2 separate regions of the Homo sapiens genome follow, and region 1 is linked to region 2. The links are chromatin loops, found by intact Hi-C in ENCODE. Cell type or tissue: CD4-positive, alpha-beta T cell. All regions are shown on one strand. Links, peaks and the distances in the headings refer to the core of each region. The heading gives the core; the rest is flanking DNA. Region 1 has its middle 37 kb from the start of POLA2. Region 2 has its middle 12 kb from the start of MALAT1.

Evidence for each region. A loop is a pair of places that touch in the nucleus more often than their neighbours do. Peaks named below come from ENCODE experiments on the same cell type or tissue, not always from the same donor. Only the 100,000 strongest peaks of a DNase experiment are listed, where the experiment ranks them.
Region 1: it touches region 2 in a loop (3-fold over the local background); 3 of 110 quality-filtered maps call a loop at or near these places.

What each region holds. Positions count from the first base shown.
Region 1 is chr11:65,220,763-65,229,460 of GRCh38, reverse strand. It overlaps the pseudogene SLC22A20P. Among named protein-coding and RNA genes, the nearest start is that of POLA2, 37 kb to the left of the region's middle. RefSeq lists an enhancer at 3,392-3,591 and a silencer at 7,466-7,695. In CD4-positive, alpha-beta T cell, for the core only: no CTCF peak of the experiment used is centred there; a DNase peak (open chromatin) is centred at 3,640; H3K4me3 peaks cover 880 bases; H3K27me3 peaks cover 1,392 bases.
Region 2 is chr11:65,506,941-65,515,638 of GRCh38, reverse strand. It overlaps TALAM1 and the pseudogene SNRPGP19. Among named protein-coding and RNA genes, the nearest start is that of MALAT1, 12 kb to the right of the region's middle. RefSeq lists enhancers at 7,778-7,847, 7,564-8,245, 7,958-8,267. In CD4-positive, alpha-beta T cell, for the core only: a CTCF peak has its summit at 4,694 (motif pointing right); DNase peaks (open chromatin) are centred at 4,688, 5,878, 6,688 and 7,218.

The DNA.
Region 1 (8,698 bases), core at 1,610-6,609, 290 kb after region 2:
ACTCCATGGGAGAATCTGTTTGCTTGCCTTTGCCAGCTTCTAGAGGCTGCCTGCATTCCTTGACTTGTGGCTCCTTCCTCTGTCTTCAAAGCCAGCAGCACACAGCGTCTCCAAAGGTCTCTCTCTCACTCTGACCTTCTTCTTCCACTTGTAGGGACCCTTGTGATCGTACTGGGCCCACTCAGATGATCCAGGGTAATCCTCCTTCAAGATCCTTAGTTACATCTGCAAAGTCCCTTTTGCCATAGAAGGTAACATATTTATAGATTCCAGGGATTAGGATGGGGACGAATGTTACTTATTGATTTCTAGTAATATATATACATTATATATAGACGTAGATATATTTTCTGGATATGGTTTTTTGTTGGATATTGGTTTCTGCAAGTATCTTATTCTACTGCATACCTTGCTTTTTAAAAATAATTTTTATTTTGTAATAAATATATATTTACAGAAAAGCTATAAAGATTCAAACATCTTTGGGGGTCATTATTCTGTCTACCACAAGTAGTATATTCGTACCATGGATTGTTATACACGAAGAAAGAACGAACTAAATTACATATGACAACATGAGTGCATCTCACAAACGGTATAAATTACAAAAACTATGTAGCTCAAGTTATATAAAGCCCAAAAACAGGCTAATGTAATCTGTGGCATTAGAAATAAGGATAGTGATTCCCATAGGGGAGGGTAATGACTGAAGAAGACATGGGGGGACGGGGTTTCTGGAGGCTGATCATGTTCTGTTTCTTGACCAGTGTGTTGATTAATGGGTGTGTACAGTTTGTGAGAATTTGTCAAGCTGAGCCTTGTGCATTTTTGCATGTGTGTTATACTTCAATAAAAAGTATATGTGGGCCACGTGCGGTGGCTCATGCCTGTAATCCCAGCATTTTGGGAGGCTGAGGCAGACAGATCCCTTCAGGTCAGGAGTTCGAGACCAGCCTGGCCCACATAGAGAAAACCCGTCTCTACTAAAAATACAAAAACTAGCTGGGCATGGTGGCACATACCTGTAGTCCCAGCTACTCAGGAGGCTGAGGCAGGAGAATTGCTTGAACACAGGAGACAGAGGTTGCGGTGAGCTGAGATGGCACTACTGCACTCCAGCCTGGGTGACAGAGTGAGACTCTGCCTTGAAAAAACAAAAACAAAAACAAAAACAAAAAAACAAATAAACCTGTATGTGGGAAGAAGAACTCCAAGATGGTCCATCAAATTCCTGGCCCGGGTGTACACAAACCTTCTCCCAGTTATTCAAACACTAATCTAGGTGTTGTGAAAGGATTTTGCAGATGTAATTAAGGTCCCAAATCACTTAACTTTAAAACAGAGATTTTTCTGGGAGGGCCTGATCTAATAACATGAGATTTAAATCTGGGTCTAGAGGTCAAAGACTGGGAGTTGGAGATTCAAAGCATGGGAGAGATTTGATATGAGGAAGATATTCCTTTGAGGTGGAGGAGGCCACTTAGCCAGGAATGTAGGTGGCTTTTATGAACAGCCTGTGAGGAAATGGAGACATAAATCCTACAGCTGCAAGCAGTTAAATCGAACCAACAATTGAAATGAACTTGGCTGTGAATTCTTCCCCAGAGCCTCCAGAAAGGAGGCTTCGTTTCAGCCTCCTAAGAGCCTGAGCAGAGAACCCAGCTGGCACTTCTGGCCTGCAGAATTGTAAGCTCATAAATGGGTGTTATTTTAAGCCACTAAATTATGGTGATTTGTTATAAGCAATATAAGACTATAACATTCACAAAAAATAAAGTGGCCATTGAGAAATTTGAGGGACACTCAGTCAAAAACCACCAGTTTTACATTCAGTTCTTTTGCTTGTTAACGTGTCTGCTCACCTAGGAGGAAAGAAGGGGGAAAGGCTCCTGAGAATGTGAGCTCTAGAAACGGAGTCTTCCCAGAGAGACTGGACCACGACTAGCCAGCATTGCCACTCAGGCGAGATTGGCAGTGGCAGGGAGAATGGACCAGACATTCTCTAAGATTCCTTTTCATCTTATAATTCTGTGGCTCACAATATTCTAAAATTCATTCATTCACTCATTGGTTCATTCACTCATCAAATATTTATTGCAAAGCTATCACATGCCGGAAGCTGGTTACATGTAATGTTGTAAAAGTTTTTACAGATGTGATTAAGTTATTAAAAAAACAAAAGCAGAAGAGGTAGAGTATTAATCCTTTTTTTTTTTTCTCTTGAGACACTCTGTCTCGCTCTGTTGCCCAGGCTGGAGTACAGTGGCGAGATCTTGGCTCACTGCAGCCTCTGTCTCCCGGGTTCAAGTGATTCGCCTGCCTCAGCCTCCTGAGTAGTTGGGACTACAGGTGCGTGCCACCACACCTGGCTAATTTTTATATTTTCAGTAGAGATGGAGTTTCACCATGTTGGACAGGCTGGTCTCGAACTCCTGACTCAAGTGATCCGCCCACCTCGGCCTCCCAAAGTGCTGGGATTACAGGCATGAGCCACCACACCCAGCCCCTATTAAATCCATTTCTATAAGAACGTGTGTGTGTGTGTGTGTGTAAGTATGTGGGTGTCATGTATGTACTAAGAGCTGCAAGGATACAAATTCATGCCTGACAGAAATGGGAGATGGGAGATGTTCAGAGGTGGAAGGGAGAGTAGGTTGAGAGGGACATGCACTTATGTACCTGATAACAGAAAACAACTCATATTCAGGCACTGTTCTACCTGCTTTACAGACTAATTTTCACAACAGCCTTATGTGGTAGGTTCTATTATGATGCCCATGTTACAAATGGAGAAACTGAGGCACAGAGCGGTTAAGTAACTTGTCAAGGATCACAAAGCCAGTAAGTGGCAGAGCTGAGATTCAAACCAAAGGAGTACGTTCGAGTCCTGCTTCTTAACCAATGAACTACACTGCCTGTTTCTGGATTGTTTGGGGAAAAAATGTTTTTAACAATGAGTATGCATGCTTCTCAGAATTTAGAAAAAAACTACAAGGTGGCTCAACCCTGTTATTCCAGCCCTTTGGGAGACCAAGGGGGAGGATCGCTTCAGTCCAGGAGTTCTAGACCAGCCTGGGCGACATTGCAAGACCCCACCCCATCTCTATTTTTAAAAATGAGCCCGGGCTTGGTGGCAGGCACCTGTAGTCCTAGCTACTACAGAGGCTGAGGTGGGAGGATCGTTTGAGCCTGGGAGGTCGAGGCCGCAGTGAGCTATGATTGTGCCACTGCACTGCAGCCTGGGTGCCCGAGCAAGACCTTGTCTTAAATCAATCAACCAGTAAAGAAAAAAATCCCAGTTAATTGAAGGCATTTACAATAGGGTTTGTGGAAGTTTGTGAAAGTTCACCAGTTCCTAACACTTCCTCTTTCTCCTCCCCCATCCTTTTTCGAACCCCAGGACTCCCCATCCCCACCTCACCCCAGACACACTGGTGAGGAAGGGGTCGGGGGGCGGGCAGGCTCACCGCCTCCCGCTCCCCAAAGCCAGGACTGTGCAGTTGATCCCAGGAGCGAGCCCGGCGCGGCTCCCTGCCGGCAGCGAAGCGAAACATTTGGACATGGCCCCGATTTTTCGGGTGCGGTTGGCAAGTCCCGGCGTGCGCGAACCAAACCTGCGGTTCCCGGGGCAGCTTTGAGCGGGTCGGGTCGGCTCCATAGGAGAATGGCCCCACCTGCAGGCAGAGAGCTCCGGATAGCTGCCGAGTCACTTTCTCAGCAAAAACGGGCTTTTGCTGTTTCCAGAAGGATCCAAGAGAGGACTTTCAGCTCTGGAATTTTGAACTCAGGATCTGTTTCTCCCTCGCGGAAAGAGGAAGGTGGACGAAGGGCAAGCCCAGGCCGGCAGGGGCTACCGCAGGAAGACGCCCATTCCTGGACTCGGGTTCGCAGGAGCCCCCTTGCTCCCCAGAGCCGGAACTGCGCTGCCTGCCACGCTGTTGGGGACAGAAGGCCTCACAGCCTCCCAGAGTTGGGGGCCGTCCCATCTTCCCAGTACACAGGGGTCACAGCCCCAAATCCAAACCGGAGGAAAGACTCTATACCCCAGAGCTTCCCAGGGGGCAACCTGTGGTTTAAGTGCTTTACGTGCTTTAACTGGTTTTTGTTTTTGTTTTTTTGAGATGGGATCTCGCTCTGTCAGCTAGGCTGGAGTGCAGTGGTGCAATCACAGGGCACTGCAGCCTCAAACTCCTGGGCTCAAGCAATTCTCCCACCTCAGCGTCCCAAGTAGCTGGAACCACAGGTATACATACCCCTCCACCCCCAGGTAGTGGGCGTCTCCCTATGTTGACCAGGCTGGTCTGGAACTCCTGGGCTCAAACAATCCTCCCGCCTCTGCTTCCCGTAGTGCTGGGATTACACACATGAGTCACCCGGGCTGGCCTCATGTCTTAACTCTGGATCCTCACAAGGACCTTACAGAAGTAGGAAAGAGGCCCCAGGAGGCTGGGCTCCCTGACTTGCTCAGGTCACTTGGATAGTCTGGCCTCAGAGCCCAGCTGATATCTACTAAAAGAGACTCCCCAGTCTGCTACAGAAAACAGATAGTTCCCGTCTCTACTAAAAATACAAAAATTAGCTGGGTTTGGTGGCATGTGCCTGTAGTCCTAGCTACTTGGGAGACTGAGGCAGAAGAATCACCTGAGCCCGGGAGGCGGAGGTTGCAGTGAGCCGAGATCGCACCATTGCACTCCAGCCTGAAGACAGAGGGAGACTCCGTGGAAAGAAAGGAGAGGAGAGGGGAGGGGAGGGGAGGGGAGGGGAGGGGGGAAGGAAGGAGAGAAGGAAAGAAAGAGAAAGAGAGAGGAAGGAAGGAAGGAGATAGTAATTCATTGCCTGCACTCCCTGCTTCATAAGTATCAATACCAATTATTTAAATGTGCAGGAAATCCAGTGGAATGAAATCAACACGGTTGTTTTTTATCAGCCCTTCCCCTTAGGATTTGTCAGCTTGCAGCTGGTGGTGCTACTGCATATGGGCTGCCTTTGTATTTTTGTCCATTTCACATCTTCATGCCTGTGAACCTGTTAGGTATTCCTTCCTGCCCACCTTGCAAACTTGATTAACCATCTTTTTTTTTTTTTTTTTTTTTTTGAGACAGAGTCTTGCTCTGTCGCCCAGGCTGGAGTGCAATGGCATGATCTCGGCTCACTGCAAGCTCCGCCTCCCGGGTTGACGCCATTCTCCTGCCTCAGCCTCCCGAGTAGCTGGGACTACAGGTGCCCGCCACCATGCCCGGCTAATTTTTTGTATTTTTGGTAAAGACGGGGTTTCACCATGTTAGCCAGGATGGTCTCAATCTCCTGACCTCATGATCCACCCACCTCGGCCTCCCAAAGTGCTGGGATTACAGGCGTGAGCCACCGCACCCAGCCAATTAACCATCTTTTAAAAGCAGTCTAAATGCTATCTCCTGCCTGAAGCCGTCAGCAGCCCCAGCTAGCAGAAATGCTGTTAGGATACTTGTCTCACTGCATGAAAATTACAATTTTCCTGTCTATCCCCTCCTGGATCCAGAAGTGTTTTTTCCAGAGTGCGACACTTCCCAGAATCCACTGGAGAGCCAGCCCAAAGGGCATATCAGGATGGGACAAATTACATTCTGGAAAAGCTGCCTTGGTGATTCCAATAGTCCTCCCACCCAGGTGAGACCCACTGCCCAGAAGTGGGGTTCCTGGGTTAGCATGATATCTCATCTGTCACCACATCTCAGCATCCAGCAGAGGCCGAGTGCTGGAAAAAGGGTGTGGGAAGAGATTGAGTTCACACGGCTCACCTGCTCATTGCATTAAGAGTATTTCAGAACAGAGTTTTTCAGTGGGGGCAGAGAGCATGCCCCTGCCTCAGGTGAAAGTCTTGGGCATGAGCCTGTCACCTACCAAATCACCATGAGACAGCATGTGACCTTGCGGATGGCCGGGGTTCGGAAGAGGTCCAAGATTGAGTTGGAGGTGCAGACACTTGCAAACTCGCTTTGGATGTAGGAGCTCATCACCTAGGTAAGAAGACTCTGCTCAGGGAAAGCGAGGGAGCTCGGACCCCACATCCCTGCTGGGAACCCCTTCGTCTGTGTGGAGGAGAGCTGGGGTTGAGGTCTTTGGTGAGGTGGCTGGCCCTTGTCTCCGCTCCGTCCAAGGACTGATGGCACTTGAGGGGTGTTGAGAAGTGCCAACACACTGTTTCCAGGGTGTTGAGAAGCTCCAACACGAACTCCAACACTACTGAGGTTCTGCGGTTCTGGAGGGCCTCCCACCCCATTCCTGGTATAGACTCGGAGATTGAGTCAGATAAGAGCAGGGGTTCCAAGTGGTTCTGCCACTTCCTACTGTGTGTTCTCAGGCAAGTTACCCGTCCTGTCCCCACTTCAATTTCCTCTTTGTCAAAAATGAGACATGAAATGAGATTACATACATAAAGCTCTCAGCCTAGTGCCCGGCATGGGGCTTGAGAAATGATGCTTATTGATAATAAATGGTAACTATCTTATAATAAATGGTATTTATAATGGTGCTTTTGTTATTGATTCCCCAGTAATTTTACTGTGTGGTTGCTATTTTAATAATTTTAGTTTATTATTTTATTAAAATTTCAACTGGATGTCAAGGTTAATAGGGTTATTTCCTAATTACAAAGGTGGATTGACTGATGAGCAAAGCAGTTAAATTATTTATCCTAAATCACACAATCATTCAATACCTAAACAACATCTTTCGCACATGAGAACTCTGCCTGTCCTGTTTATTCCCAATGTCTACACCTGGATGGCACGTGAGTCCTGGGAAGTTGCTAAATTCTAGTACAACTGGAGGTTGCCAGCAAGACTGAAGACTGTTCCCACCCTTCCTTCCTCCCAGCTCGCTTACCTCCTTGGTCAGCCTTTCCCCTTCCTCCTTCCTCCCGTTCATTGCAGCCACCTTCTGCAGATTCTGTACAGCTAACTGGGACTTGCCATGCAGGAGGAGCCAGCGGGATGACTCTGGAAGCCACCTGGGACCGAGAGGAGGAAGAAGGATCTGGGGCTGGGTAGAGCTCATTCTATTCCCCAAACCCAATACCCCCTTGTCTACCTTCTTTCAGACCCAAAAAAGATGACCTGTCCTCCTGTCTGTAGCATCAGGAAGTCTGGGGGCCATGCCAGCTTCCCTTTTTTTGCAGTACATCATACAGAGACTCACTGAACAGTATTTAAAGACTACAGAGGACTTGGCCAGGCACGGTGGCTCACGCCTGTAATCCCAGCACTTTGGGAGGCCCAGGAGGGTGGATCACCTGAGGTCAGGAGTTTGAGACCAGCCTGGCCAACATAATGAAACCCCATCTCTACTAAAAATACAAAACAACTAGCCGGGCATGGTGGTGTGTGCCTGTAATCACAGCTACTCAGGAGGAGGCTGAGACAGGAGAATCGCTTGAACCTGGGAGGTGGAGGTTGCAGAGCCGAGATCGCGCCACTGCACTCCAGCCTGGGTAACAGAGGGAAACTCCATCTCAAAACAAAAAAAAAACCAAAAAAAAAAAAACAAAACTACAGAGGACTTAGGATTTCAACAGACCCGTGGCATTTTTTTTTTTTTTTTTTTTTTGGACCAAGTCTCACTCTGTCGCCCAGGCTGGAGCACAGTGGAGCAATCTCGGCTCATTGCAACTTCTGCCTCCCAGATTCAAGTGATTCGCCTACCTCAGCCTCCCGAGTAGCTGGGATTACAAGCACCCACCACCATGCCTGGCTAATTTTATTTTATTTATTTAATTATTTTTTTTGTAGAGATGGGGTTTCACCATGTTGGCCAGGCTGGTCTCGAACTCCTGACCTCAAGTGATCTGCCCACCTCAGCCTCCCAAAGTGCTGGGATTACAGACGTGAGCCACCACACCTATCCCAGACCCGGTTTTGAATCTGGTTCTGACCCCAGCTGTGTGGCCTTGTGTGAGTCATGGGCCCTCTCTGGGCTGTGCTTCATTACCCTCTTATATATGCCCCAGTTATATTCTTATAACTTTATAAGCACTTAGAGTACTTATGAAGTGTTGAGGGATGCGAAGGAGTTGATGAAGGCAAAAGCTCTTGGGACGTTCCAGGGCCCCACACTAATGCAAGGGATTTTACCAGAGCGTCCCAGTAGCCATTCGTGAGGACTTGAGAGCTTGCAGCCTCCATGAACGCCTGCCATCCTTTGTGTCCCCTGTCAAGTCCAGCAAGCCCCGGTCACTGCACACCCCAACCTCTCACAGGGCCAGGTGAAGACTCGGCCACACAGGTGCACCCTCCCCCACCCCACTCTGTTCAGGACATACCAAGAATAGAGGAAAAAGATCAGGAAAGGAGCAGAGATGGCAAACTGCAGGCACCGCCAGGGGCGAATCAGGTAGGCTACCCCAGCCAGGATGAGCTGGCCCAGGGTGAAGGAATACCCCAGCAAAATACCCGCCACAGTCCGGCCCCGTGTGGGCATCCACTCCACAACTGGGGAGAAAACAGTGACATTCAGCGGCATTCAGCTACCCATGTGGTTAATTCACCACACCCCCCCTTATGATTCTGACCACTTAAACTCATTCCAGAGACCCTCTGAGACACAGGCAAAGGTGTCCCTACTGCACTCCAGATAAATTCTAAGTGGATCAAAGAACTCAATAAACAATAAAACCACAACAATGCCAGAAGAAATCATGGTAGATTATTTTATAATCTTAGAG
Region 2 (8,698 bases), core at 2,348-7,347:
TCCCAGCACTTTGGGAAGCTGAGGAAGGAGGATTGCTTGAGCCCAGGAGTTTGAGGCCAGCCTGGGCAACATAGCAAGACCTTGTCTCTATAAAAAAAAAAAAATGCTCTTGGCCATGTGCAGTGGCTCACACCTGTAATCCCAGCACTTTGGGAGGCCAGGGGAGGTGGATAACTTGAGGTCAGGAGTTCGTGACCAGCCTGACCAACAGGGTGAAACCCCGTCTCTACTAAAAATACAAAGATTTGTATATAAATTGAATCATGCAGTATGTATTAATGGCAAAAACTGCAATTACTTTTTTTTGAGACGGAGTCTCACTCTGTCACCCAGGCTTGAGTGCAGGGGTGCAATCATGGCTCACTGCAACCTCTGTCTCCCGGGTTCAAGCGATTCTCATGTCTCAGCCTCCCCGGTAGCTGGGATTGCAGGTGTTTACCACCACACTCGGCTAATTTTTGTATTTTTAGTAGAGACGGGGCTTCACCACGTTGGTCAGGCTGGTCTTGAACTCCTGACCTCAGGTGATCCACTTGCTTTGGCCTCCCAAAGTGCTGGGATTATAGGCGTGAGCTGCCACACCCAGCCTGCAATTACTTTTGCACTAAACTAATAGTTTTTAAAAACTGGTTTCTTTAATCTCAACATCTTTTGAAATTCTTATGTATTACGGGTGTATCAGTAGTTTGTTCAAGATTTAAAACCTTGAGACACTATGAGCAAAGCTCACCCCCCGCCCTCCTCCAGCATAAAAATTATAGATAACGGCTAGGCATGGTGGCTCACGCCTGTAATCCCAGCACTTTGGGAGGCTGAGGCGGGTAGATCACCAGGTCAAGAGATCGAGACCATCTTGGCCAGCATGGTGAAAACCCGTCTCTACTAAAAATACAAAAATTAGCTGGGCGTGGTGGCGCATGCCTGTAGTCCCAGCTACTCTGGAGGCTGAGGCAGGAGAATCGCTTGAACCAGGGAGTCAGAGGTTGCTGTGAGCCAAGATCGAGCCACTGCATTCTAGCCTGGCAACAGTGTGAGACTCCATCTCAAAAAAATAAAAAATAAAAAATATTAAATGATGGCAGATGTATCCAAGGAATATTTTGGGGATTTGATCCCTTTATGAATCTTGTGATAGATGAAAGTGTGAAGATGGCAACTAGTGGACAACAGAGCAACCCTGGAACAGTGGTAAGATGAGGGAGAAGTATCCTCATATTAGAAGCCTTGGAACAACTATAAACAATGGCGGCTCTGCAGAGAAATCCAAGTCCCTTCTCCAAAGGACTTGTTTTACTATGATGTAAAAATTGGGCCACGTACATTTTTTTTTTTTTTTTTTTTTGAGACAGAGTCTCCCTTTGTCGCTCAGGCTGGAGTGCAGTGGCACAATCTCGGCTCACTGCAAGCTCTGCCTCCCGGGTTTATGCCATTCTCTTGCCTCAGCCTCTCAAGTAGCTGGGACTACAGGCGCCCGCCACCACGCCCGGCTAATTTTTTGTATTATTTTTAGTAGAGACGGGGTTTCACCATGTTAGCCAGGATGGTCTTGATCTTCTGACCTCGTGATCAGCCCGCCTCGGCCTCCCAAAGTGCTGGGATTACAGGCATGAGCCACCGCGCCCGGCCTGGGCCATGTGCATTTTTATATTAAGCTTTTTATTAAGTAAACATTTGTAACAATAAAAATTTAAAAAAAGAGATTTAAAACTTCTACTCCTCAAAGACACTGTTACAAAAAAATGAAAAGAAAGACACATATTGGGATAAAACTTTTGCAAAACATATATCTAAACATAAAACAGGCCACGGGCAGCGGCTCATGCCTGTAATCCCAACACTTTGGGAGACCAAGGCAGGCAGATCTCTTGAGGTCAGGAGTTTGAGACCAGCCTGGCCGACATTGTGAAACCCTGTCTCTACTAAAAATACAAAAATTAGTGGGGTGTGGTGGTGCATGCCTGTAATCCCAGCCACTTGGGAGGCTGAGGCAGGAGAATTGCTTGAACCCGGGAGGCAGAGGTTGCAGTGAGCTGAGATTGCACCACTGCACTCCAGCCTGGGCGACAGAGCGAGACTCCGTCTCAAAAAATACAAAATAAATAATAAACATACAACAGAAGTAAAAAAAGAAAAAAAATCTGACAAGGGACTTCTATCTCGAATATGTAAAAGCCCTTACAACTCAACAAAAGATAAAAATGCCAACAACAATGGCAAGAAAAAAAAAACACAAAATGGCTGGGCACGGTGGCTCACACCTTTGGGAGGCCGTGGTGGGTGGATCATTTGAGGTCAGGAGTTCAAGACCAGCCTGACCAACCTGGTGAAACCCGGTCTCTACTAAAAAAACAAAAATTAGCCGGGCGTGGTGGGGCGCTCCTTCAATCCCAGGTACTTGGGAGGCTGAGGCAGGAGAATCGCTTGAACCTGGGAGGTGGAGGTTGCAGTGAACCGAGATCGCAACACTGCACTCTAGCCTGGGCGACAGACGGAGACTCCGTCTTAAAAAGAAAAGAAAAGAAAAGAAAAGAAAAGAGAAAAACACAACACAAATGAACAGACACTTCACCAAAGAAGATACGCAACTGTGGCCAGGCGAGGCGGCTCACACCTGTAATCTCAGCACTTTGGAAGGCTGAGGCGGGAGGATCACTCGAGCTCAGGAGTTCCAGACCATCCTGGGCAACATGGAGAGACCCCATCTCTACTAAAAATAAAAAAATTAAGGCCGGGTGCGGTGGATCACACCTGTAATCCCAGCACTTTGGTAGGCCAAGGCGGGCAGACCACCTGAGGTCAGGAGTTAGAGACCAGCCTGACCAAAATGGAGAAAACCCATCTCTACTAAAAATACAAAATTAGCCTAGCATGGTGGTGCATGCCTGTAATCCTAGCTAATCAGGAGGCTGAGGCAAGAGAATTGCTTGAACTGGGGAGGTGGAGGTTGCAGTGAGCCAAGATCGTGCCATTGCATTCCAGCCTGGGCAACAAGAGTGAAACTCCATCTAAAAAAAAAATTAGCTAGGCATGGTGGTATGCACCTGTATGGTTCCAGCTACTTGGGAGGCTCAGGTGGGAGGCTGGCTTGAGCTCAGGAGGCAGAGGCTGCAGTAAGCTGAGATCCTGCCACTGAACTGCGGCCTGAGCAACAGCGACAAAGTGAGACCATGTCCCAAAACAAAACAAAAAACACCAGTGCTGGGTGCAGTGGGTCACACCTGTAATCCCACTTTGGGAGGCTGAGGTGGGAGGATCCCTTGAGTCCAGGAGTTCAAGACCAGCCTGGATAACAAAGCAAGACACAATCTCTTTTTTGTTGTTGTTGTTTTTTGAGACAGAGTCTTGCTCTGTTGTCCAGGCTGGAGTGCAGTGGTGCGATCTCGGCCTAATGTAGCCTCCACCTCCTGGGTTCAAGCAATGCCTCAGCCTCCCAAATAGCTGGGATTACAGGAGCCAGCCACCACGCCTGGCTAATTTTTGTATATTTTTGGTCTTGCTGTGTTGGCCATGTTGGTCTCAAACTCTTGGCCTCAAGAGATCCACCCTCTGCAGCCTTCCAAAGTACTTGGATTACCGGCGTGAGCCACCATGCCCAGCCACTCTTAATTTTTATTTTTTTTTAAACAGAGTCTCACTCTGGTACCCAGGCTGGAGTGCAGTGACGTGATCTCTACCTCCTGGGTTCAAGTGATTCTCATGTCTCAGCCTCCCGAATAGCTGGGATTACAGATGTGTGCCACTACGCCCAGCTAATTTTTTTGTATTTTTAGTAGAAACAAGGTTTTACCACATTGGCCAGGCTGGTCTCAAACCCCTGACTTCAAGTGTTCTGTCCATTTTGGCCTCCCAAAGTGCTGGGGTTACAGGCGTGAGCCACTGAGACTGGCCTTAATTTTTTTTTTTTTTTTTTTTTGAGATGGAATCTCACTGTTGGCCAGGCTGGAGTGCAATGGCATGATCTCGGCTCACTGCAATCTCTGCCTCGCTGGTTCAAGCAATTCTCCTGCCTCAGCCTCCCGAGTACCTGGGATTACAGGCATGTGCCATCACACTCAGATAATTTTTTTTTAACTTTAAGTCCTGGGATACATGTGTCGAATGTGAGGTTTGTAACATTTTTGTATTTTTGGTAGAGACGAGGAGGTTTCTCCATATTGACTAGGCTGGTCTCGAACTCCTAACCTCAGGTGATCCACCCTCCTCGGCCTCCCAAAGTGCTGGGATTACAGGCATGAGCCACCGCGCCCAGCCCTCAGCCAATATTTTTAAAAATAATTTCATGGTATATCCACACAAGGGAGTATTACTCAGCAATAAAAATGCTTGTTGAGACGGGTGCAGTGGCTCACGCCTGTAATCCCAGCACTTTGGTAGGCTGAGGCAGGTGGATCACCTGAGGTCAGGAGTTCGAGATCAGCCTGGCCAACATGGTGAAACCCTGTCTCTACTAAAAATACAAAAATTAGCCGGGCGTGGTGGTGGGAGCCTGTAATCCCAGCTACTCAGGAGGCTGAGACAGGAGAATTGCTTGAACCCAGGAGGCGGAGGTTGCAGTGAGTGAAGATGGCACCGCTGCATTCCAGCCTGGGTGACAGAGTGAGACTCAGTCTCAAAAAAAAAAAAAAAGTTTGTTGAACAAGTGTATTACAATGTATTCCAAAGCTAACGCATGCAATGCCCAATTTGTTCACTAGATGGCAGCAAGAGCCAAGTCATTTCTAGTTGCTTCCAGGTGGGTCTACTGTGGCTACTCTTGCTTGTCACAGTAAACTGACAGAGCACTGTCCCCAATTAAAGATAGGAAAACAGAGGCGTAAAGAACACTGCTTTGTCAGAGCCAGGTTTCTGGTCTTCCAAATCAACAACCCATGAATGAGAACCCTCCCAGATCTCTTCCCCACACTGTTCCCTTCCCCTAAGTCTGGTAATTTCATCCATTTCCTGAAGTCAGAAGTACTCGGCCCGGGCCAGGTGCAGTGGCTCAAGTCTGTAATCCCAGCACTTTGGAAAGCCGAGGGAGGCGGATCACCTGAGTTCAGGAGTTCGAAACCAGCCTGGCCAACATGGCGGACACCCCCGTCTCTACTAAAAATACAAAAATTAGCTGGGCACCGTCGTGAGTGCCTGTAATCCCAGCTACTCAAGAGGCTGAGGCAGGAGAATAGCGTGAACCTGGGAGGTAGAGGTTGCAGTGAGCTGAGATCGCGCCATTGCACTCCAGCCTGGGCGACAGAACAAGACGCCGTCTCAAAAATAAATAAATAAATAAATAAATAAAATAAAATAAAAATGCAAAAATTAGGCCAGGAGTGGTGGCTCAAGCCTGTAATCCCAGCACTTTGGGAGGCTGAGGCGGGTGGATCACCTGAGGTCGGGAGTTCCAGACCAGCCTGACCAATATGGAGAGACCGCGTCTCTACTAAAAATACAAAACTAGACAGGTATGGTGGCGCATGCCTGTAATCCCAGCTGCTCAGGAGGCTGAGGCAGGAGAATTGCTTGAACCCGGGAGGCAGAGGTTGCAGTGAGCGGAGATCGCGCCATTGCACTCCAGCCTGGGGAACAAGAATGAAACTCCATCTCAAAAAAAAAAAAAACCCCAAACCAAACGAAAACAGCGGATCACGAGGTCAGGAGTTTGAGACCAGCCTGGACAATAGGGTGAAACCCTGTCTCTACTAAAAATACAAAAAAATTAGCCAGGTGTGGTGGCGCACAACTGTAGCCTCAGCTACTCCAGAGGCTGAGGCAGAAGAATTGCTTGAACCCAGGAGGTGGAGGTGGCAGGCAGTGAGCCGAGATTGCACCATTGCACTCCAGCCTGGGTGACAGAGCAAGACTGCTTCTCAAAAAAAAAAAAAAATTAGCCAGGTGTGGTGGCAGGTGTTCCTATAATCCCAGCTACCCCGGGGCTGAGATGGGAGGATCACTTGAGCCTGAGAGGCAGAGGTTGCAGTGAGCCGAGCCTAGATTGTGCCTCTGCATTCCAACCTGAGCTACAAAATGAGACCCTGTATCAAAAACAAAAACAAACCAAATCTCACACAGGTCCATACCAACCAGCCCCTGATCCTCGGTCTGAGGGGCTTGAGAGGGTAGGTTTTGGAGGGGTTGGGGAATGGTGGAGCTGCCCCTTGAACTCAGGATTATCAGGATGATGAAATCCAAAACTGTGGGCCGGGATCGGTGGCTCACACCTGTAATTTTAGCACTTTGGGAGGCCAAGGCAGGCAGATCGCTTGAGGTCGGGAGTTCCAGACTGGCCTGGCAAACATGGCGAAACTCTATCTCTACTAAAAATACAAAAATTAGCTGGGCGTTGTGGCGTGTGCCTGTAGTCTCAGCTACTCGGAAGGCAGAGGGAGGAGAATCGCTTGAACTGGGAGGTGGAGGTTGCAGTGAGCCGAGATTGCCCCACTGCACTCCAGCCTGGGCGACAGAGCGAGACTCCGTCTCAAAAAAAAAAAAAAAAAAGAAAAGAAAAGAAAAAAGAAAAAAAAAAGAAAAAACTGAGGTCCCTGTGTACAACTGGAGGAGTACATATGGGGAATGCCTAGGGCTTGTTTATATTATTAAGAGCAGTCGGCCGGGCGCGGTGGCTCATCCTTGTAATCCCAGCACTTCGGGAGGCCGAGGCGGGAGGATCACGACGTCAAGAGATCGAGACCATCCTGGCCAACATGGTGAAACCCCGCGTCTACTAAATATACAAAAATTAGCTGGGCGTGGTGGCGCGCCTGTAGTTCCAGCTAGTCGGAAGGTTGAGGCAGGAGAATCGCTTGAACTCAGGAGGCGGAGGTTGCAGTGAGCCGAGATCACACTACTGCACTCCAGCCTGGCGACAGAGGGAGACTCTGTTTCCAAAAAAAAAAAAAAAAGCGCAGTCCCCTTGACTTGGACAGGAGCTTTTGGGGAATTTATGCTCTCCATTTTGTGCTCAGAGGGTGGAAATGACTTCCGGCCTACTTTTCTGCCTCCTCCTGTTGCTGTGATCAGTGTCTGATCTTTACATTTTTCAATCCTGGAGAACTTCCTCAACTCCAGGAACTACGTAGCCCCTGGCGAATGCCCAGCTCCTACTCTTTTTTTTTTTTTTTTTTTTTTTAAGACGGAGTCTCGCTCTGTCGCCCAGGCTGGAGTGCAGTGGCCCGATCTCACCTCACGGCAAGCTCCGCCTCCCAGGTTCACGCCATTCTCCTGCCTCAGCCTCACGAGTAGCTAGGACTACAGGCGCCCTCCACCACGCCCAGCAAATTGTGTGTGTGTGTGTGTGTGTGTGTGTGTGTGTGTGTGTGTGTGTAGTAGAGACGGGGTTTCACCGTGTTAGCCAGGATGGTTTCAATCTCCTGACTTCGTGATCCGCCCGCCTCGGCCTCCCAAAGTGCTGGGATTACAGGCTTGAGCCACCGTGCCCAGCCTTTCTTCTTCTTTTTTTTTTTTTTTTGAGACAGTTTCGCTCTTGTTGCCCAGGCTGGAGTGCAGTGGCGCAATCTCAGCTCACTGCAACCTCCGCCTCCCGGGTCCAAGCGATTCTCCTACCTCAGCCTCTCGAATAGCTGGGGTTACAGACATACGCCACCACGCCCGGCTAATTTTGTATTTTTAGTAGAGATGGGGTTTCTCCATGTTGGTCAGGCTGGTCTCGAACTCCTGACCTCAGGTGATCTGCCCACCTCGGCCTCCCAAAGTCCTGGGATTATAGGCGTGAGCCACTGTGCGTGGCCCCCAATTCCTACTCGTACTCCTTTGCTCTCCAGTAAAGTATTTGTGCTTCCACAGAACCTTCTGCTTTGGAAAAACAGAGACCTTTCTCCATACGAAACTGACTGGGCATCAATTCAGAAGACACTTAAGCAACTTAGGAGAGCACCTAGCTCAGCTTCTTTCATAACCAGCGAGACAGATACCCCATCCCCCATTAGATCACTTCAAGGGAAGAGAAAGCTCCTGTGGCCAAGGCCTATACAGGCTGGGTAGGTTGGGGGTTGGTGTGCTGCTGACCTGCCGGGCCATTGCTTCATCTATCAGAACATTCTAGACATTGAAGAAACAGCAACATAGGGGTTGAAGTGTTGACTGACTAGGATTCAAACCTCAGCTCTGCTGCGTTGTCAAAAGGGGCCCAATCAGAGTCTACCTCTCCATTTGCAAAATGTAATACCATTAAAAAAAAAAAAAAAGGTAGTTCTGCTTCTGAGGCCCCTCCATTAGGCTAAGGGTGTGGCCAGTCACAGGTTCCCCAGGCTGGAAGATTCTTCAGACGTGGGTCCCTCTCTCTGGTAGGTCTGGGTTTACTAGAATGCATCTCAAACTCCAATAAGCAAGGTCTGACTTTTCAGGGAGATCTTAAGGGTAAGGAGGGCCAGGGAGGGTATTTCACCTGAGATCCCAGCCAGTCCTTCCAACAGCCAGATGCTGCTACTAATCCCACAGCACGTTCAAAGGGACAAAAGGGGACCAGTGACAACTGATTAAAGGAAAATGTGATCCTGAGTGACCCAGGACCTTGGGACTCTGAGGGGGAACCAAAGAGCTTAACTGGTTTAAAAACTTAAAAGGATCGGCCAGGCTTGGTGGCTCACACCTGTAATCCCAGCACTTTCAGAGGCCCAGGCGGGTGGATCACACGAGGTCAGGAGTTTGAGACCAGCCTGGCCAATATGGTAAAACCACGTCTCTAACTGAAAATACAAAAATT